Linked DNA regions of Mus musculus: region 2 is linked to region 1. The links are chromatin loops, found by intact Hi-C in ENCODE. Cell type or tissue: gastrocnemius. All regions are shown on one strand. Links, peaks and the distances in the headings refer to the core of each region. The heading gives the core; the rest is flanking DNA. Region 1 overlaps Kcnma1 (potassium large conductance calcium-activated channel, subfamily M, alpha member 1). Region 2 overlaps Kcnma1 (potassium large conductance calcium-activated channel, subfamily M, alpha member 1).

The links. Hi-C counts contacts between places; a loop is a spot of excess contacts. Peaks named below come from ENCODE experiments on the same cell type or tissue, not always from the same donor. Only the 100,000 strongest peaks of a DNase experiment are listed, where the experiment ranks them.
Region 2: a loop joins it to region 1, with 3 times the contacts of the local background. A loop is called at or near these places in 11 of 42 quality-filtered maps.

The regions. Positions count from the first base shown.
Region 1 is chr14:23,786,923-23,797,692 of GRCm38, forward strand. All of the region lies in intron 2 of Kcnma1 (potassium large conductance calcium-activated channel, subfamily M, alpha member 1), which reads right to left. Among named protein-coding and RNA genes, the nearest start is that of Gm51422, 140 kb to the left of the region's middle. In gastrocnemius, for the core only: a CTCF peak has its summit at 4,677 (motif pointing right); DNase peaks (open chromatin) are centred at 4,688, 5,336, 5,937 and 6,574; H3K27ac peaks cover 1,949 bases.
Region 2 is chr14:23,577,774-23,588,543 of GRCm38, forward strand. The region is part of intron 5 of Kcnma1 (potassium large conductance calcium-activated channel, subfamily M, alpha member 1); the gene reads right to left. Among named protein-coding and RNA genes, the nearest start is that of Gm51422, 67 kb to the right of the region's middle. In gastrocnemius, for the core only: a CTCF peak has its summit at 5,630 (motif pointing right); DNase peaks (open chromatin) are centred at 5,637 and 6,343.

The DNA of each region.
Region 1 (10,770 bases), core at 1,893-6,892:
AGACACAGCCATGCTGGCCAGGCCACCTTCTAGTCTTCTCTCATGGCAGAACTTACTCATGAGTCACATTCTTTAGGGCAGAGCCTTGGCAGCTCTTTATTACAGAGCTGTGGATCTTTGGCAAAGCTTTCTATAGAGGCACCACCTGAATGGACCCAGGAAATGAAAAGTCCCTGGATTAGATCTCTTTCAATCCTTAAATACAAGAGCAAGAAAACAGTCTGTGTCCTAAACACCCTCAACTAAGTCCTAAGTCCTACCCCATCTTGTTGCTGCTGTTTTGTATTTTTACTGTGTTTGTTTGTTTGTTTCCTTCTCTTTTGGCTTTCTTTCCAAGACTTAGCAATCACAATAGAGTGGAAAAAATATAGCATAAAGCCTCTTGCCTTGACTCAAAGCTGGGAGTTCAAATGTGACCTTGTGTCTTTTCCCCTCTGTATATTAGTTTACATCTCAAAGTCTGTTCAATTCCACCCCCAAGGCTGGTGTCCAGTCTAAGAATCTCATAGAGGTAGAGAATTCAGTCCCTACTTTGAGATCAGGGCATAGATGACAGCCTAAGGAAGTTCAAAGACAGTTAATTAGTACCCTCAGTTCTTTTGAAAATTATTAAAGAGTCCAGAATTAGAAATTCAGATTTCCTCCAGACTCCGGAGAACAAACACCTCTCCTCTAAATGGCTTAATGTGTCTGTTTAATGTACACAAAATTATCTTGCAGGAAGTGGGGGCTGTTTCTCCTGTCACTTCACATTTCCAGACTATACTACCTTTGGCAAAAGGAGGAGGAATCCAAGTCTGGGAAAATTAAATTCCACAGCAGAAATTATTAGGACCAGAGGCTGTAGCAGACACAAACCTAGATGAAAGAGAAATAAATTCTTACCCCCCACCCCCCACTCCAGTTCCACCTTCATCTCTCCATCTTAGTCCAGGGCGAAAGAAAAAGAAGCTTTTATAAATTTTTGAGTGTCTTGCTGAGTTTTGTCTACAAGGTCTATTCAATAGTATAGCCATGAGCCTCAGTGTGCAGCTCCCTTCAGGCCAGGGGACTATGGAAACTGGCTTCCTGTGCTCAAACTCTCAGGGGGAAAAACCTGAGAAGGTGAACTGACAAAGAGTAATGCTTCATCACTGAGGACCAGGGAAGGACAAGCCTTCCTCCCAAGAATGTGGACATCCTTTGCTTAGGATCATGTTAATTAAATTGGAAACACTTGAAATAGTCCACTGAGGGCGTGTGGCAGTTGTTTTTCTTCAGCTCATCTAGGAAGTTAACTCGAAGCTTCATTTGGGAAACGACTGCAATCTGAATGTCATGGATCACCCACAGCGTTGGGTACCCTCACATAACTTTGGGAGGTAGCCTGCGTAGGGTTTCATTTTTTGTTTGGTAGCCCCCTGAGTCTGCTACCTTACTCCACATTAACGGATCCTCACTCCTTCCTGCCTCTGGCAGTCATTCTTTTAAGTAAACATGCCACTTATGAAACATTCATACATGCAAAGATAGAGAAGTTCCTGTCTCTGAAACAGAAAAAAAAAAATGACCTTCAAAAACTACCCAGGTGGTAGAGAGGGACATCTGTCATCTGGGGTCTCCTAAAGCAAAGGCTGGTGGAAGGACATCCCTTCAAATCATTGTAGGTGAGTGGGACTGTCACACTTCACCCAGAGTCATAGTGAGCATCCCTTAGAGAAGGCTGACTCCATGAAGATGGCTCAGTAAGGGGATCTAGCACAGATTCCCACAAGCACATGTTTTGAATACATGGTCCTCATCTAGGATGCTGCTTTGGGAAGTTGTAGAACTTCAGGAGTTGAAGCCTCGTGGGAAGAAGTGGATCCTTGTGGGGCTTAGCCTTATGGGTTATAACCTAGCCCCTTCTGGCCCACACTCTCTGTTTCTCCATCCATTTGAGCTGGGAACAGCCAGCCTCATGCACTGGCTGCCACAGCTGTGAGGAGCCACCGACTTCCCTAGGCTTTTCCTGCTACAGTAGACAAATTCTGGTTTCTGAAACCTTTAAGTCACTTCTTTCTAGGGATTTTATTATAGCAATAAATAAATAAATAAATAAATAAATAAATAAATAAATAAATATTAAATAAATAATATCTAATGCAGGCTCCAAGGCTGAAACATCTATAAAGAAACCAACTCCTTGGAAGGTATAGGTCCTTCTCCTGTGGCATCCTCCCCCCCCCCCCGCCCCCGTCAACCCCATGGCCACTCCCTTCTAGAGAGATGATCCCCTTCTTTGTATGTTTGTGGCTATGTGGAAGAGATTCAGACAGGGAAAAGATCAAAGGAGGTGAGTGAAAAGCAGTGACGCCCCCCCCCCCCCAGGCCTGTAAGCCATGAGAAGAAGACTTGAGACCATTCACTAACCTTCATGGAAGGCCAGGAAGAGACTTCCCAGATCTACCTACATCCTCCCAATGGGACCAACAGCCAAGAAAAAGACGAGCGTGCAGCTCTCCCAGCGCTGAGCACAGGGTCAAGTGCCTTCCATGTCTAAGGAAGGCGAGTTCCCATGAGCCTTTCTGGCTGTAAGTAAGTAGGGGGATGCTGGAGCCCAGAGCCTGGGGAGCCTGAGAAGGAACAGACTGCTCTAAAACACCTGACACTTATCATTTTACCCATGGAGACTCTGAGGTCCTGACTTGCTCAAGGTCACTCAAGAAGGTTACTGCAGAGGCGGGATTAGGACGTGGCTTTATGTTCACCATTAGTTCTTTTAACAGGAGAGTTTTGTACCTGTGTGGATTGATCTCAAACTGGGCCTGGAGTTCCGGGGAGGGAGGGGGGAGGGGGGCGCGCACACACACACACACACACACACACACACACACACACACTGGAGCAAGCAGGGAAATATGCTTTTGTGGAGGCTAGAGGACAGGCTCAAGTGTCATCTCTCAGGCACACTTTGTTTCTTGTTTTGTTTAGGATGGAGCCGCCCAGAGCAGGGATTATTAAGTATGTACCATGGCACATGGCTTTTCTATGTTGGTCCCAGAGCTTACATTGGGGTCACTGTCGTTATGAGGCAAGCGCTTGACCAAGCGATCTGCCTCTGCAGATCGGCAATCTAAACCTTCTGGAAAACTCTGAGGTGGCTAAGAAACTAAGTTACCCAGATCATAAAATCATGGTAGCTTCCCTAACAGCTACTTAAAGCGTCAGCTTTCCTTTTGCCAGGGGTTGTCCTCTAGGCAGGGACAGAAACCCAGATAGATCGTTCTCTGCGTGTCCAGTCCGTAAAACCAGTTCAGCATAGACTCTTCAATAAATCCATCACACCCAGACCTTTCTCCAGAAGCTCGGAGGATGGTCAAGATGGCTCTCTGGGGTCTTCCAAACTCCATGCAGAGACAGACAGATCTCTGGGCTCCTTAGTCATCAGTTCTAGACTACTTGATGAACTCTGGGCCCCTGAGAGGGAGACACCATCTCAAACAAAACAAAGTTCACAGGCCAACAGATCTAGCAGGGTTTGAGGACAGCCAGAAACCAGGCAACTGTTGTCCTTTGAAATACCCTCTTTCTGTGACCTGGCCTCTGTTTCATGGCATTATTGTTGTAAGTGCAGACAACTATGGCGATTGTTTTTTTTTTTGTTTGTTTGTTTGGTTGGTTTTTTTTTTTTCTCCTTCCTGGTGAGCTATCCTCTACTTTCCTTAGGAAAGTTGCTCTAGCCATAGTCACAAAATATGTGGGGTGGGGGACATTAAACAGGAAAAGAGAGGGCTGACACAATGGGCAAGAAGAGAGTTTCTTGAACCTCTCAGCTCGTCTACTGGATCCTGGACTTCTATGCCTGTGGAAGAGCCGGTGTGACTAGTCCATTTACTGTCTGGATTAACCATCTCTTCTAAACAAGAAAGGCCCAGTGGTATGCTTGCCTAGGGCGGAGGCACATAGATGGAAGGATCCTTGGAAGTCCCAGGTTAAATGAAAACCCATGTCCCCGCAGTTTTACACACTGTGACCCAAGCTACCACCCAGAGATTGCTGGCTTCATCTTCCCGGGCTGTCCATATCAGCACATGGCTAATTTCATTAACTGAAATTAACTAGATGGGCAAAACAGAGCCCTGCTGCGTAAGAGGCTTGGGTGCATTTAATTAAGTTTATGAGTGTTCTGATTCCTCAAGACAGACAGGCAAGAAACAACTGCCAAGCCTTCTTTCTCTCTCTACCCAAACTTGAAAGAACAATTCTTATAATAAAAAACATTCTGAGGCCAAATGGTAGCTTCTGGGTGGTATCATTTCCCTAAAATTGTCTTTTCTGGAAGATGCCTTTTTCTGGAACCTGACTCTCTAAATGGGGCTCCTAGTCCTCCAGATTGGAGTGTTTAGGGCCCACAGGCACGAGTCCGTCTGCCTCCTCCTAAACATAGCCTCGCAAACTAAACTCGGAAGCATCAGCTTGCATGTGGTCCCTAGTGTGAGCGACTTCATCGCCACCGTCGTCTCTATTTTTGAGTCTCTCTACTAAACTTTCTCGCAGCTGGAATGGAGGTTCTAAAGGCAGTCACAGCCCACTAAGAGATTTTTTTTTTTTCCTCACAAGTAGCCACATCTAAACCTCTGAGGGCTCGAGAAGCAAGGAGGAGAATCACTGCATGCCCTGACTGAAAAGCTCCGAACCGCCTATTCCATTCTAAGCCTCCAGGGGGCACCAACTCTTACTGGTCTGGAAGGAAGGAAAAGAGGCAGGAGGGCAGTAAGGCAGAAGGCCGCTTATATGTTAGTCATATAAACATATTTATGCACCCCTTGGGATCCAGCAGCAGGGACTCGCAGGATGTGAGACTAGAATTAGAAATGCTGAGGTCCCAGGTCTGCTCGAGGGACTCCCCACAGCATCCAAGCATCCCGTTTTTTTCAGTTTGCATCTGTTGTCCTGTGCAGAGTTTCTGTAAGAAACAAGAGGTATCTGGTGCCTGTAATGGGGGCTCATTTCCAATAGTTGTCCAGAGGACATGCCTCACATGCATACTTTTACACATTCATGTACATACTATGTTCACCCATATCTTCTGCAAAGTGCCACACCTTTCCATGTCTTTTCAATGGGTCTGTGGCCACCAAAATGGCTGTTACACACACTTCACATATGGTGCTGTTGACATGCCCACTGAAATCAGCCACATACTCTGTCAGGCTCACTCTGTCTCGAGGGAAAACTGGGCATGGAGACCATACTGAATGCATTTGACCCTCTTTCCTTGAGACTTATCTGTTATCCTGGTAAAGGTTTTCCTGTGACACACATGCCCACAAGGACAGCTCCAGGGAGCTGAGTACAACCCCACCTCTGGCCCTTGCACAGCTCAGGGAGGCTAGATATGAAGTGAGAATTTCCTGGCCAGCTTGACAACGATGAGTCAGGCTGGCACGAGCCAGTCCAGTCTCAGGAAGACCAGACCCTGGATGGACCTGAATGAAGGGTGTGCACAGGACAAACACTGACTGACTAGACCCACACTAGACCCACATGAGGGATGGCTAGCTATACCCAGAACTGCCCAGCAGCCTTGCTCAGTGTTTAGAGAACTCTCTCTCTCTCTGTCTCTCTGTCTCTCTGTATCTCTCTCTCTCTCTCTCTCTCTCTCTCTCTCTCTCTCTCTCTCTCTCTCTCTCTCTCTCCCTCTCTCTCTCTCTCTCTCTCTCTCTCTCTCTCTCTGTGGAAAAAAATTTTGTTTTACCCTCTCCCCTCCCCTCCCTGCCTTCATGGCTCTCCGTGACAGCCACTATAACATTGTGCCTGGGCTGACAGGTAACACAAACCATGGGAGCCAATGTTTATTGAGCACTAGCCACACAAGAGGCAGTTTTCTGGCATGCATTCAAGAACTTATCACCACAACAGGAAGACCCAGAGTCTGGCATTCTCCCCACCAGCAAGATGAAGAAATTGTGGCTTCAGAAGATGAAGCTATTGGCCCAGAATGAAAGCCCCGAGGAGAGGTTAGACAGGGATGGTAGCCTGGCTGCAGCTTCAGCCACAACACACACAGAGGCCCTCTGTATTCCAAGGACCATACCGCAGCAGCTCCTTGCCAGGAATACAGAATATTTGTTGTTACAGAGTGTTCCATCTCACCTCCTGGTATGTTCTGATGACCTAGCCAGTGATTCAAGCTGCTGAAAAGAGGTCCCAGTCAGACCCTTCTTGAAGGACAGAACTCCTAGCTTGCAGCCCAACAGAGGTTAAACAGGGCGGGAAGGGACATTCCATTATAATATACCAATAAATATATGGGAACTAGTTCCAGAGAGGTGGTCAGGCAAATGGTTGAGATAAAAGCAAAAGTAGGTACTACCCCTATCCAGGCCCCATTCTCTTGGACATCCAAAGGCATAGGAGTTACCATACCATGAACAATGTTTGGGGACACTGTGGTGTTCAGCATGAAACTCTTGGGCCAGAAGGATCTTTCTTTCTCCAGAGCTGTCTGATTTCTAAGTCTGTCCTTCCTTTTCCCATCTGCTCTGGGAAGGCCAGAGGAGCCATCCTGCCAGCTAGTAAAATTAGCAGCTGGGCTTTTTTACGGGGCACACTGGGGAGCTGGGTACACTGAGTACCAGTTTACAGGCCAGCAGCCAGGGTGGGCTGAGACCCCGCCTTATAGACAGACCTGAATCAGGATGGTCCTCACACAAGGATTCAGTGAGAGGGAAGGACAGTGCTGTGGATCTGTGGATGTCGGGGATGAAGGGCCTTGGGTAGCAGACTGCAGGAGGGTAGCCATGAGAGAAAGTGCAAGGGGTGACTTTGCTATGATGATCTCAGAAGCAGACTGTGTCCAGCCCCTAGGCTGAACCTGCTAAAAGAACAAACAACAGAGAACTTGCTAGCAGCCTGGGGCCACTCAGCCCAGCTTCTATCGCTTCCTAGTCTCTACTTAAGACTCAATTGAGCTTACGGAAGCAATATAGGTGCATTGTTCAGAGACTGCAAAAATATTACATCCTATCTATTACCTTGTGCAGTGGGCAGCTTAGAAAATTCTTTGGGAAGAATTTCACCAGTTTCAAGGGAGGGTGGCAAACTTTTTTACCATGGGACCAGACAGTAACTGTTTTTAGGCTGGTGAGAGTTTGGGACTCTATGGATGCTCCTTGTATCCTTACTGTACTGTGTTACAAAAGTAGCCACAGCTGCAATATAAATGAACTTGCATGGCTTTTATGACAATTAAATTTTGAGGGCAATGAAATTTGAATTTTGTATACTTTCCATGTGTTACAAAATATTTTGTTTTAGATTTTTCTAAAGTAATTTGAAAATACGAAAAACGATCTTTTGCTCCTAAGCCATACCAACAGAGCAGTGAACCACTCTGGCCCACATGCATCAGATGGTTGGGTAGGTTCAGCGGCGTCACTCCTGTGCTATGGGAAAAGGATTCCATAGGGAAATAAGGACTGAAGCTGCCCTGGCCAGTGAAACGGTTCCGTGGGTAAAGGGGCTTGCCACCAAGTCTGACCACCCGTGTTCAATCCCAGGGACCCAAATGGTAACAGAAAGTAGAAAACTAACTCTAACAAGTTGTTTGTTGACTTTATTGTGTGACGTGCCCTGCCCCCAGAATATTATATGTGAATAAATATATCTTTTTAAATTAAAAAAAAAAAAGGACTAGAAGTTTGTGTGAGTACAGAAGCTTTTTACGCTCCTGCTCCAGATGCCTCTGTAAGCATCCATAGGCTGGCATGCATGGGCAATCCCCACGATCAGCTAGGAAATGAAGTCTGTTCAAGTTCCCAGAGGATCATTTTTATCCCAAAGCATCTCTTGCATTCAATGGCACTTAATTAAAGCAGTGAGGATTCAGCTTGGCCAATTGTTGGTAGTTATGTCAGAAGACAGTTGTGAGCATCTCTAGCAACAGGCAGCTCGCAACCTGAGGTAGGAGCCTGATCAGTGCAACCGCTCCTGTGACATACTCTTCCATCTGAATAAATGGTACTGGGTCACAAATAACAAGTGTCATAACTCTGGTGCCTCTTCTATCAAAGTCAAAACAGTTACTTAACCATATAAAAATATAACATATCATCTATGATTTCCTGACTAACACCAACATACTCACACAGGATAAAATAAAGAGGCATAATTTAAATCCTATTGGTGAATTACTATGTGAGTCGTTTGACTCAACCCCCCTCCCTTAAGGGTGTTCATGCCAATAAAACCTGTTGGCTTCCAATGGGACAGAAGAGAAGCAGCAATACATCACTACCCATAATACAACTGCCAAAGATTCCTATTCTTTCTGCTCTATAGAGTAACTGTTGATGCTGCGACAGTTTTATGTAGCATTGCCCAAAATATGAAAGGATAAAGAATGGATGTGGGGAAGAGGGAAGAAAATGGACATGTGTGCTGTGTGCAAATTTGCTACCGTGTTTCACTGATAAGGGCTATGATACACACAAGAGACACAGCCCACATCAGCGCCACCCCCAACCCCCCCCATGGTAAGTAATGAATGACAGTAACACATGTCACAAAGAAGATTCATGGTGCCCATGTGCACCCCTCCTCAGGTTCACTGATCAAGTGCCATGTTCAAACAGTTCAGCAGGCACAGCACAGCTACTTTACCCCATTAACCCAATGCAGTGGCTTCTGCTTGAAAGGCATGCTGAGCATGTATGTTTCTCTTGAGCCCCTGAAGATAAGAATAAAATGGCCTGGGTTGGGTATATAATGTGTCAAATGATACCCATGTGACCTATTTAGAATGAACAGTAAAGGGTGAGACTGGCATTTTGTTTCTCCATACATTGATAAAGCCTCCCCTAGACGTGAAAGCAAATAGCAAATGTTTTCAGTTGGTGGAATTATATTTGCATGTTTCCTGGAGCAACGTTCAAGTGCAGTAGCATAAGCAAGTGGGAAAATGAACTAACATGAACAATGCTAATGGCTTTATCTTTGCCCAGGGAGCCAGTTACTGTGTTGGGGAAATCAGTTCTTTAAGAGAATCACAAACCATGGCATCTGTCATCGATTTGACAGAAAGTCCAGGCAATGCAGTCATGGCTCAAACCTTGTGGTAAAGCTACTATTAGCCACAAGACAGGTTTCTTAGAGTGACAGTTGCTCCGAGAACAATGGAGATGAATGTAACTATTCAGAAATGGAATGTTTGTGGAGATTGGGGGAGGGGGCAATTTGTTTGTATGTTTGTTTGTGTGTGTCTACATCTTTCTTCCTTGTAAATGGATTCTCCACTACTATTACTCTTATTCTATAAGATTCTTACCTTTTGATTGCTTTATAAAGTAAGAGAATAAACTGCTACTTATGAAACAAAGCACATGGGTCCATCACCTGCTTCTGTCAATAAAGTTTTATTGGAATACACATTCCAAACAGTGTAGATGTTTGTGACTACTTTCAAATCAAAATGGCAGATGAAGTAGTTAACATGGAGTCTGTATAGTTCACAAAGCCTAACAATGTTTACAACAGGAATATTTGCCAACCTTGAACTAAAATATTTTCATTGATTTTAGCTTTGTGAGTTTATAATTTACAAACTAACAAACAAAAGCTGGCCCATGTGTTTCTTGCCCCCTGTCTTGAGATACCACTTCAGCCTTCAAGGGTTTAATCTGGCTCACAAAAATGTACGAAACACCTAACAGCACACACACACACACACACACACACACACACACACACACACACACACACAAATTAGGAAATAATTAAGGAACTCAAGACAGAGAAGGAAAGAGAATGGAAAAGAGAAAAGTAGGAGAAATGAGCCCACATAAAATCCAAACTTTGGCTTCTCTGTGTAGGTCAGTCAACCTTGGCTCACAACAGCCACCAAATATTACCCCTTTTCCAACTTAAAATAATCATGGTGCTAGCTGACAAATCCATGATTTCTAGTGAAAGCAGCTTATTTAATTTCTCCGGGAGTGTGTGCCTGAAGTAAATTAGGTGAAATATAGGCAACGTGATCCTCAGCAACGCCCAAGTATTTGAGAAGAATCCTAAAGACATCTTCCTTCATATTGAAGTCTTACTGAGTGTAGGCCAACTCCATATCCTAAAATGGAACTTCTCAGCGATTCTTCCAACATGTTCCAGAATTCTAAAATAAGCATGTACTGTTCTACGATTGTCCATCAGCATCTGTGGGAGACTGCTTCCAAGACTCCCTGTGGGTATCAAATCTAAAGATGTACATGTCCCTTATATAAATGGTGTAGTACTTGCAGAAAGCCTACGCGCATCCTCCCGTAGGCTTGAAACTATCCCTAGATTACTTGCAATACTTAACACAGTGTAAATGTGATGGTAATAGCTGCTCCACTATGTTCATTAGGGATGACAAAAATTAAAAGAAAGAAAGAAAGAAAGAAAGAAAGAAAGAAAGAAAGAGAGAGAGAGAGAGAGAGAGAGAGAGAGGGGGGGGGGAAAGAAAAGAAAAGAAAAGAAAAGAAAAGGAAGAAAAAGAGGACATACACATTCAATGAGTTGCAATTTTGCCCCAATATTTTTGATAGGTGATTGATTGAATACATTGATGATGGACCTGCAGACAGAGAGACACAATTTTACTTTCACAGTCATTAATTTGGAGGCTAGGGAGGTAGCTAAGTGGTTAAGAGCTAGTATGCAGTAGGCATAAGGACCTGAGTTCTAATCCCTAACACACCTTGGTAGAAAGTCAGGCATGGCTCCATATTTCAACCCTGACAGGGTGGAGTGGGAGCAGATACAGGCATA
Region 2 (10,770 bases), core at 2,688-7,687, 210 kb before region 1:
ATCAAAACTGATTTGTAGCTATTATAAGCAAAACACTGTGCCAGGCATTTAGAGGAACACAAAGGAATGTATAATGCATCTGCTATCAATAGGCTTTCTGTAAAGAGCAAAGAAGTAAATGGTATTTTATGCTTTGTGACCCCCCAGGTCTCCATATTACTGACAATATGTAAATGAACGAGTGTGGCTGTGTTCCAATAAAATCTTATTTCCAAAACTAAACAGTGGAGGGCCGGGAAGGTTGCTCACTTCAAAAAGTGCTTGCCACACCAACATGAGGGAATGAGTTTAATTCCCAGTACCCACATAAAAAAGCTGGACACAGTGTCTCACACTTGCAAATCCTAGCACCAAGGAGGCTGAGACACGGGAATCTCTGGGAATTGCTAGCCAGTCAAATGAGCCCAGTCAGTGAGCCTGGGTCCTATTGACTCAATAAACCAGGTGGATGGTTCCTAAATAGTAAAACTAGAGATCAACTTCACATTCATTCTCTTTTCTTCTCTCCTCTCTCCCTTCCTATCCCTCTCTCATAATCACAGACACACACACACACACACACACACACACACACACACACACACACACACAGGCAGTGGGTCAGTTGTGGTCCTGGACATGCATACATCACTTGTAGATGTGCAGCCCCATCAAAGACAACCTACAATGAAAAGACTGACAGTTTTGAATGAGGCCAGAGCTAGTCTGGTTAAGTTCAGGTACGCAGTGAGTAATGGGGGACTATGGAAGTCATAGAGAAGGAGTATATGGGCAAGCAGAGTGGGAGCTTAGTAACTGGTAACTGCTAACCAGATAGCTGGAATCTGGGAAAAGAGATCCTCAGAAAGGCAATTAATAAAAGCGAAAGGGGACTGTAGACAGTGTAAGACAAAGACTGGAGCTTTGACAAAAAAGAAGGGCTCGTCAGAGCCTGGCTATGTGCATGGCTGCAATCCCAGCTGCCCTAGGAGCAGAAGCTGGAGGAGCTCACTCAAAGACTGAGCTTAGTGACGTCATAGACAGCCTGGACAACTTAGTGCCATCCTATCTCAAAACAAAGAGTAAAAAGGGCATCGAGGATCTATCCTCATGGCCAAACAGGCATGAGCAGGACCCTAGGTTCAGTGCCTCGTATGAAAAGAGAAGAAAGAGGGGGAGAGGGAGAGTAAAGAGGGGGGATGGGGAGTATGGGGTGGAGGGTGAGGAGGGGCAAGAGAAGAAGAGGAGGAGGAGGAAGGGTACATCCAATCTGGCCAGGGGAATATTTTTTTTTGTATACTAGGAAATATCAAGTTAATTTTACCTTATATAAGACAGGCTGATACATTGCTACTTGATCAGAGAGAGAGAGAGAGAGAGAGAGAGAGACAGGGAGAGAGAGGGGGAGAGAGAGACAGGGAGAGAGAGACAGGGAGAGAGAGGGGGAGGGAGAGAGAGGGGAGAGAGAGGAGAGGGAGAGAGAGGGAAACAGGAAGAGAGAGAGGGAGACAGGAAGAGAGAGAGGGAGACAGGAAGAGAGAGAAAGAGAGAGACAGGGAGAGAGAGAGAGGGAGAGACAGAGAGAGAGGGAGAAAGAGAGAGGGAGAGAGAGGGGGGAGAAAGAGAGAGGGAGAGAGAGAGAGAGGGAGAGAGAGAGAAAGAGAAGTTGAACTCTGTGATTCTGATATGTAATCAAAGAGTCACTTATCTCAGTATTAAACTTCATCAATAACAAATACATCTTAGGGAAAGGGAGATAGGTGTCTATCACCCACCATGCAGTTCTATCTCCAGGCCTAAGGTATCTCCAGGGAAGATAAAGTAGAAAGAATAAAGCTAGTTAAAATGAGTTATCCTAGGAATAAGGCCATACAAGACCTATTCCCGAGACTGGCAGTCTAAGGGGCTCTATCCTTGACAGAGGAGACAGGTCAGACCCCAGAGAACGGAAAAGAAGTGAGTCTGGAACCTCCCTTAGCAGTCTTCTCTCTGTTATCTCCAACATGCCACGAGCTGGCCCTAACCCAATCTCAGGAGGTTGGGAAGGAAGAGCATCAACCAAACGTGGAAAGAAACAAGAGCCAGGGATCCCCTCTTGCTGCAACCTAGGACTTGGAGGAGCTTTAAAGGGAACTGCACAGAAGGAAACCGAAGACTTTCTAAAAGGGCTTAACTGATCCATTTGAAGTTATAACGTGGGATACAATATACTAGATATATCTCAATATGTGAATGCTTTGGCTTCAGTCCCCAAAGTACAGAATTTCTGTAAAACCTGACATCTGGAAGCCTAAAACAGCAAGGTTTCTGGAAGTAAGAGAATCTTGATAGTTGGCATAGCAGACACTTCTAGAATTCAAGTTCGACATCCTAGTAAGATGGACCCACAGACCTCAAAGCACAGTTTCTGGACCTTCGTCGCTGGGACCCTATAGGAAAACCCTCTACCTCTGCCCTTACACACACACTGCCTTACACACGCACTGTATGTGTGCCTTACACACACACTGCCTAAACCTGGGGTTGAACCAGACCTCTGGGTGGTTCTGAGAGGCACTGAAGTTTCAGAAGCAGTCCTCTAGAATATCCATCCATGTTCATCTGTGCTCTATAAAAATTCTCCTTACTTGTCTCTAGAGGGTCTAACAAGAGATTTTAGAAGGTGTGTGTGTGTGTGTGTGTGTGTGTGTGTGTGTGTGTATGTGTGTGTGTGTGTGTGTATGTGTGTGTGTGTGTGTGTGCATGCGCACGTGCGTGTGCATGTTTGTGTGTATAAAATTTTTTCCTAAGGTTTGGTATGTGCCTCTCATTTAAAAAGCATCAAGTGAGAGATTCCTCAATGCTGGCTGCCTACTGGACTTCTTCAGGGAATCTGAAACCATTCTGGTGGCTCTGATTGGTATATAGGCAAGTTGAAATACATGCAGTCTAGCCTCAGCAGTAGGAGGTGCCTATGTTCTCCAGGATATTCTAAAATCCTGCTAAGGTCATTGGAGCCTGCATAAGAAACAGATTGTAAAAGCATCCTTCATTCTCTCTTTAGGAAAGCAAGGTGTGGAGGTTTAGATTGACAGTTTTCACTTCCTAAGTCTCCAGGTCTGCAGGCATGTTGGTGATAGCTTCAGTTCTAACTCCCTAGGGAAAAAAACCATTTGTCTTTAGAGCCCTGTAACCCACTCAGCACTCAGATACTAGCTTTCCTTCACATTGCTGGAACTGTAACATAACGAGCACATTTGAATATAGCATTGGTGTCTCACAAGGCAACATGCACACCTTCCCGCGGTTAAGTCACGGGAACACACGGGAGCAGTTGAATAAGAGCTATTCTGTCCCTGAGCTTCTAACTAGCATTCAGTTCTCAGTTCCCATTTCACTACCCAGGCCAGACTATCAGGCTTAGATCTCAAGGAAGAATTGAGAGTTTTATTATTGCTATGTTTTTAGATGCTGCAAAGGTAAATATGTCCAGTCCCAGAGATTTAGTTTGCCCAAGGAGATTGTTCTAATAACACCCCGGTCAAGCGGAACCATCTGAAGAGATTCTGGCATCTGTGAAAACCTCCTGCTGAATTCATTCCTTGAAGACATTCATTTCAGGAAGTTATTTCCAATTTGGCATATAACAGCCATGCAAGTCGATGAGGATTTAGAATCCCTGCTCCCTACGGAGGACATCTTATTTAAAGCACATCCCTGACAAAGCAATATCAAGGGGACACAACTGGAAATCTCTTCAAGAGGTGTAATTTCTCCAGGAGCAGATTTAGCAAGTACAGCAGCTACCAGAACAGCAATCTGCTTCCTGAAATTCATCTAAACTTTCACCAGTCTGCTTTGCTGGGACTGCCTTCATTCAAAGTCCAACCATGGAGACAGAGCTTAGCAAAGGACTTATTTATCTCGCCACACTTTAGCAACTTTAATCATACTTTAGTCTCAATGCTATTACTAATGTTCACAGTATCAATGAATTCTCTCTCTCTCTCTCTTTCTCTCTCTCTCTCTCTCTCCCTCTCTCTCTCTCTCTTTCCCTCTCAAAAAATTCAAACAAAGGGTGTGGCCCTATGTTTTGGTCCCTTCAAGCATCTACATCAAAATACCTTTACTGGATAATTTATAACAACATAGATGTATTGCTCACAAATCTGGAGGGTGAAGTGTCCTTGGGTCAAGGTACCAACATATGCAGTAATACTATTCTGGGTGCCCCATTGTCATGACCTAATCACCATCTAGATGCTACTCCTTCTAACGATGCAGGTTTAGGGTGAAGCTTCTACATGTGAATTTGGCGAACACTAATATTTAGATCAAAAGAGCACACATCTCTAATGCCATTGCAAATCAGACCAACAGTAATGACATTAACTATTTTTTTTTATTAAGAATCTGGAAATGTATTTAAAATGGACCTTCTTACTCTACAAGGCCAACTGCAAAGAGAAGGATCTCTGAAAAGCCAGCTTAGTCATAGAACTAGAATTAATTTAGGCTTTAAATAGTGACTGAGTTTTCTATTTTTCTTCCTCATTTTTTCTCAACTGGGACCATGTGGAACACTCTGTTAGAAGGTCCCTCTGGCTTTGTCAGGTCACTGGAACAAGGGAAGGCTGCATCTCACAGTCAGTTTGGTTGGATGGTACTCCTTTTGTGTGTAACTATAACAGTTGGGTGCGATTAGCATTTGAGCAGCAGCATAGAATTACAGGAGGAACCTGGACTTTGGAGGTGGGTTGCCTGAGTTTAGAGGCTGGCTTTGCCACTTAACTTTGTGATTCTCAGCAATTAGTAACTTAACATCTACAAGTCTTGGTTTCCTCAAATGGACCTGAAATGACATGCATCTCAGACTTGCTTGGTAGACCACTTACTCCTATTAATTATAGGCACAATAACAAACATACATACGCATATGCACAATATGAACACATCCAGCCTTATTTTGGTCATAGAAGCAACTTTTCTTTTAGATTGTACATTCCTCTTTCTTCCTCTTTCTTTTTCTTTCTTCCCTAAAGACTGGCGTACTTATACCAAGAAGAGAAGCCATACTTGTTCCTTTTCCCTGTTTATTATTCCTGTTGGTTGTTTTATTTTGTCTTTTGGTTTTGTTTGAACTTTTGTTTGTTTGCTTTTGTCTTGTTTTATTTTTTGAGTCAGAGTCTCACTATGTAGCTCTGGCTGCCCTGGAACTCACTATATAGACCAGGATGGCCCCAAACTCACAGAGGTCTGCCTGCCACTGTCTCCCAAGTGCTGGGAATAAAGGCATGTGCCATTATACTAGGTCTCCTACTGCTGGGATTGCAGATGTGAGCCTCATGGACCGACTCCCCCATTTTATTTTTAAATAAAGCTACAAGCTAAAGGGAGGGGGTTAGAAAGCTTGGGCTTAGAAACTGAAGAAACTAAAACTAGAATTTAGGCCACCTTGGTAGGTGGTGCAGGTGATCTTGAGGGCTCTGGGGACTGCCCTTCCAGTGCTGGGACCTCTTGATGGAGATAAAGGAGGGGTCTTATGGTCATAGATGGCAGATCGAAAAGTGAGTTCAAGGTTAGCCTACCTCTACTAATGAAGGGCTCTCAGGAACTTGAAGCTAGAGTATTCTCTAACCCACTACTTACTCTCAATACGGAAATTCCAGAGCCATCCTGTAGAGGGAACCAGAGAGCTTTCTTTTTTCTTTGCTGCACCTAAAGGGCCATTTTACCCCAGAGCAGGGAGCCTGACAAGCAGAGGCTCTGAGTCAGACCCAATGTTTCATATATGTAAAATATTAATGTGTATATTGTATACATACTATATGCATGTTATATGTAAGATATTATAATATATAATAAAATATGTAATATTTACACTTAGGATGTCAAGGCTTTAAATGTACTTGACTAAATTTGAGCATTGTGGGGTGGTGATTCCTTCTCAACAGCCATTTTTAGCTAATGCCTTCTCAACCATCTATTCATGGAAGGTTTTTTTGTCCTTGCTGTTTTGTCTTATTTTTGTGTTTGTTTGTTTGTTTGGTTGGTTGGTTTTTCAAGACAGGGTTTATTTATATGGCTCTGGCCATCTTGGAACTCACTCTGTAGACCAGGCTGGCTCAGATGTCTGAGAGATCTGCTTGCCTCTGCCTCCTGAGTTCTGGGACTAAAGACTTGTGCCTCTAACATCTGGATAGAAAGGTTTTTGAGTTTTTTGGGAAATTATTGTTTTTTATATTTTAATATTACTTTTAATTGTGTGTGTGTGTGTCTGTCTGTCTGTGTGTCTGTCTGTCTGTGTGTCTGTGTGCTTGGACACTTGCCTTCCCAACCATGTGCAAACACCAGAGGACAACTTGTGTAAGTCATTTTGCTCTCTCCACCAATGAGTCCTGGCTTGCTGACAAGCATCTCCACCCACTGAGCCCTCTTGGTGATCCCAGGAGAACTATCTAATTCTTTAAAAGATAGACTTACTGCTAAGTTTCAAACCTGTGCAAATGGCCGAGATGCTTATCAACATGTCAAAGCAGACCCTTGCCTCCGGGTTCTCCCAGCATCCCTCAGTCCTAACCTGTTACAGGGAATGGCTGGGGTATCCCACCCAAGACCCTGGACTCTTCCCTATATAATCCAGGCATTTTGGTTTGGTTACCTGTCACTTTTGTACCTTTGGCCTCCTGGCTGCTGTATCAAGTTCCCCCTTTCCTGTCTCCCTTCCTCTCCTCTCCCCACACAGAACAGAGTCATGTCTACTCTGGGCTCTCCCAGACGTGTCTGTCTCTGACTATGCTCTCCCACATAGCTATAATAAACTTTCTCCTCTGCCATGCTAGGAGCAATCATGCCCTTTCCTTTCCTTTCCTTTTTATTTCATTTTTTCATTCAATTTCTTAAAAATCAATTCAAACTTTTGTTAAGCTCCTTTGTATGTAGAAGTGTCCTCCATGGAGAGGTGGAAAGCCATGGTGCTAACACATCATGAATACACACTAGCATTGTGAGCAGATAGAACTTTCTAGAATGATGAAATGCTTTATGTATACAATTTAGAACATAGGAACCACCATTTAAAGGGACTATTAAGTTATTGACATGTAGGTAACACTGATGAAGAACTGAGTCTTAATTTTATCTAATTTCAAATCTACAATGACACCTGTCCTACCTGCATTTTTTATGATTTTTAAAAATTTTTAACTTTTGTTACCTTAACAAGATCTAGAATCATTTGGGAAGAGAAACTCTCAGCGGAGAAAAAACATGGAAACATGGCTCCATAAGATTGACCTATAGGCAAGCATGTCAGGTTTTACACACACACACATATGGGAGGCCCATCCTTGGGTTGTATGAGAAAGCAGGCTGAACAAGCAAGGAGGAATACGCTGGCAGGCAGCACTCCTCCACGCTTGGCCTCTGCTTTAGTTTTTACCTGGACTCAACCTTGCTGAATCTGGTGGGAAAAGAAGCTATGAGTCAAGGACTAGGAGGGTTATAGACATGGAAGCAGCAAGGCATGGCTCTTTGCCTAGAGTGTTACAGAGCCTCAGGAAAAGAGCCAGATCCTCCCTCCCTCCCTCCCTCTCCCTCTTTCTTTCCTTCTCTCCCTCCCTCCCTTGCTCTCTTTTCCTCCCTCTTCCTCCTTCTCCACCCCAGTGTGTGTGTGTGTGTGTGTATGTGTGTGTGTGTGTAAATGTGTGAGTATGTATGCATTTGTGTATAACCATGTGTGGACGGCAGAGAACAACCTCTGGTATCATTCTGCAGTTGCTATTGCCATGTTTTTTAATATAGAGTCTTTCGTTGGCTTAAAACCAGCCAAACTGGCAAGCCTGGCTGCCCACTGAGGCCCAGGGATCTACCTTGCCTCCCCATTGCTGGAATTATAACCACACTCTACCATACCCAGACTTATATGTGGGTGATAGGGACTGAAGTCAGGTCTCCATGCTTATGAGGAAAGCATTTTCACTAAGGGAGCAATCTTCCCAGCTCTTGAAGATACTTTTATTTTACCCTAGCCAGACCCAAGTTGGACTTCCAGGCTAAAAAATTATGAGATGAGGCACAGAGGCTGTGTTGAGGCACAACATTGTGGTGATAGGTTTCTATGTCAGTAGAAAACAACTACAAGCATCTATTATGGTGGTGAGGCTGACATGAGCCTAAGAAAAAGACTTTCTATCTTCCATTGGTTCAGACTATTCTGTGAAGTGCAGTCCTCTCCCCTCAGGGAGTGAGCTTCCTTTTCCATGGCAAGCTCTGCCCTCCACTACCAACCTCATCTGGGGCTCAGTGTTCCACAGAATTTTCTGTATCCCTGATACATAACACACACACACACACACACACACACACACACACACACACACACACACATACATATACACACACAAGCATATGCTACTCTCACTCCTCTGACCACTACCCCTCACCCCCATGCTTTCTGCTGTGCTTGGCAATTCTGAACTTAATTATATAGTAGGCAATGTTACCTACTGCCATTTCATGTCTGTTTATCTTGTTTCCAAAATAAGATTGAACCTTAGTCTCAAACAGGAACTATGTTGTGTCCTATTTTAACCTGTTGTTCTTGTTTTCTAGAATGTACACACACACACACACACACACACACACACACACACACACACACACACAAAGGATACAAAGTCATATTTTTAAGTAGATAGCCTCAATTTCGTTGTTGTTTTCCTCTATGACTGGCCACTAGCTCATTTTTCTATTTCATACTAGAGTGTTCTGTTTTCTAGTGAAATTTGTTGAAGGTGTTAAGGTCTACTGTTGGACCTAGAATGGATAAGTTCCATTCATTGGAGGCCCCAGTCACGCTCCTCATTCTGTCAGAGAGAGAATATGGGTAAAATCTGTTTAAAAACATGGCACAGCTAACAAAGAGGGAGGCTGTTTCTGTGATACTCACAAGCCAGTGCTAAGCACATAATACCTGCTCAATAAAAATTGGTTAGGCAGGGCTGTAACTGTGACTCGGGAGGGAAGCACTTGTCCAGCATAGACAAGGCCCAGGGTTTCAACTCTATCACTAAGATAATAAAAGGCACATCAGGCAACTGGTCAGTGAGTAAGCTTCTCCTATTCCATTCCTCTAACCACAGGAGATGACTTTCTACACAAACATCTACATGCACAAAGGTGGCATGGCTGACCGCGCATGGGGGTAGAGTTTCTAAAAGAACAGACAGATAAACGTGTTGTTCGTAGCTCAAAATAAAATCCTCCTCTCATTTCAGGGTGCACTTATTTTAGTGGTTGGGGTGAGGATTTTTGTGAAGGGATGAGCCCATGTGTGAGAATGGGAATTAAAACAAGCAGAGCTTTGCCGTCTGCAGACATAGATGCCGTCCCATCCTGCTGCCTTTTGTGGGGTCCCATCCTGCTCTATATGATTCTTTGGTACTTTAAAGTATGGAGGAAAAGTTAGAGAAAGAGGCTGGGATAGCTATTGCCCTGCTAGCAAAGTTTTCACTATGTTCTTAGTATGTAGCTTCCACACTAGAGCCCAGTTGTAACCCTATGAGGGAGCCGCCCTTGCTACCATCCTTTTACAGGGGATAATACTAAGAAAGCAGGACTGGAGGCAAGTAAGTGTGATCTTGCATCAAGAGACCCGTGGGCCAGTGGCTGAGGAAGAGCTAATTGAACTGGGACAGAACAGAGAGCTGGATTCTGATCTACTTCTCTCTGCTGAGTGTGATCACATGGAAGCCCTTGGTCCTCTGCAAGATCTACAAGCTGACGAAGTGCCCCGAAACTTGGGAGACACCATGCCACTTCTGTATGCTTCTCTGGTCCTCGTGGCATTTCTAGAAACTGGAGGTGGCAAAGGAGGAGTGCGAGAGAAGAGATATAGGAGTGTGCGCTCTTAAATAAGAGCTCTCCCCCTCCCTTCCGGCCCGAGGCAAAGCGTTGTGGGATGAGTAAGTGGGGATGGAGGAATGCCAACATCAAGCAGCAGAGTGGGTGCTGCCTTTCCCAAATCGGTCCTCAAAGCTCCCAATCTTGCAAGGTTAAGGTCAGAAGCTCAAGGTCAGCAAAAGAGTGCAGTGACATCATGTCAGACTGGGGAAAATTGTCCAAACAGGCTGTGTGAACTTGGACAAGAGAGTCAACCTCTCTGAGCTTCAGGTGCCTGGTCTGGAAACATGAAGTAATTAACAATTCCTACCTCATAGGTTTGATCTGAAGATTGAGAGGATTTAGGTAACAGATTGAATGGTAGGACCATTGCTGCAGCATTTGAATACTCACCATTGTTATGTTGGCTGTATTACTGAGTGTCTTAAACGGACATATATAAGTGATATATATGCTTTATTATATAATATGCAATCCTGTGCTAAGAATAAGAATGGCAACATGGTCTGGGTGGTGCATTGTAAGAGATACAGATCAGGCCCCTGGTAACCACTCTGGTTTTCAATCACCATGATGCCAGCAGTACCATGCCCCCACCCTCAAAACTTTGTGCAGTACTTCAGTAGTCTTATTTCTTGTATCTATCTTATCCCAAATCCCAGTCAGTGTGAAGGCAGTATACCTCCACTTTCCAGGATAAGGGAAAGGCTGTTCACACCTAATGGTCCTTTTCATCTTTGTAGGACTGTTTCCTGAGAACGTTCATTAGTTTCTGTGGTGGCTCATGAGTACAATGCTTGTTTCCCAGGGTGATAACCTATGTATTAAATCAGACAGAGGGACCTCCTAGTTTTTGACTAAAATGACTCTTCCGTAATAGGCAGGAAGGTTTGGGACTCCACCCAAGGG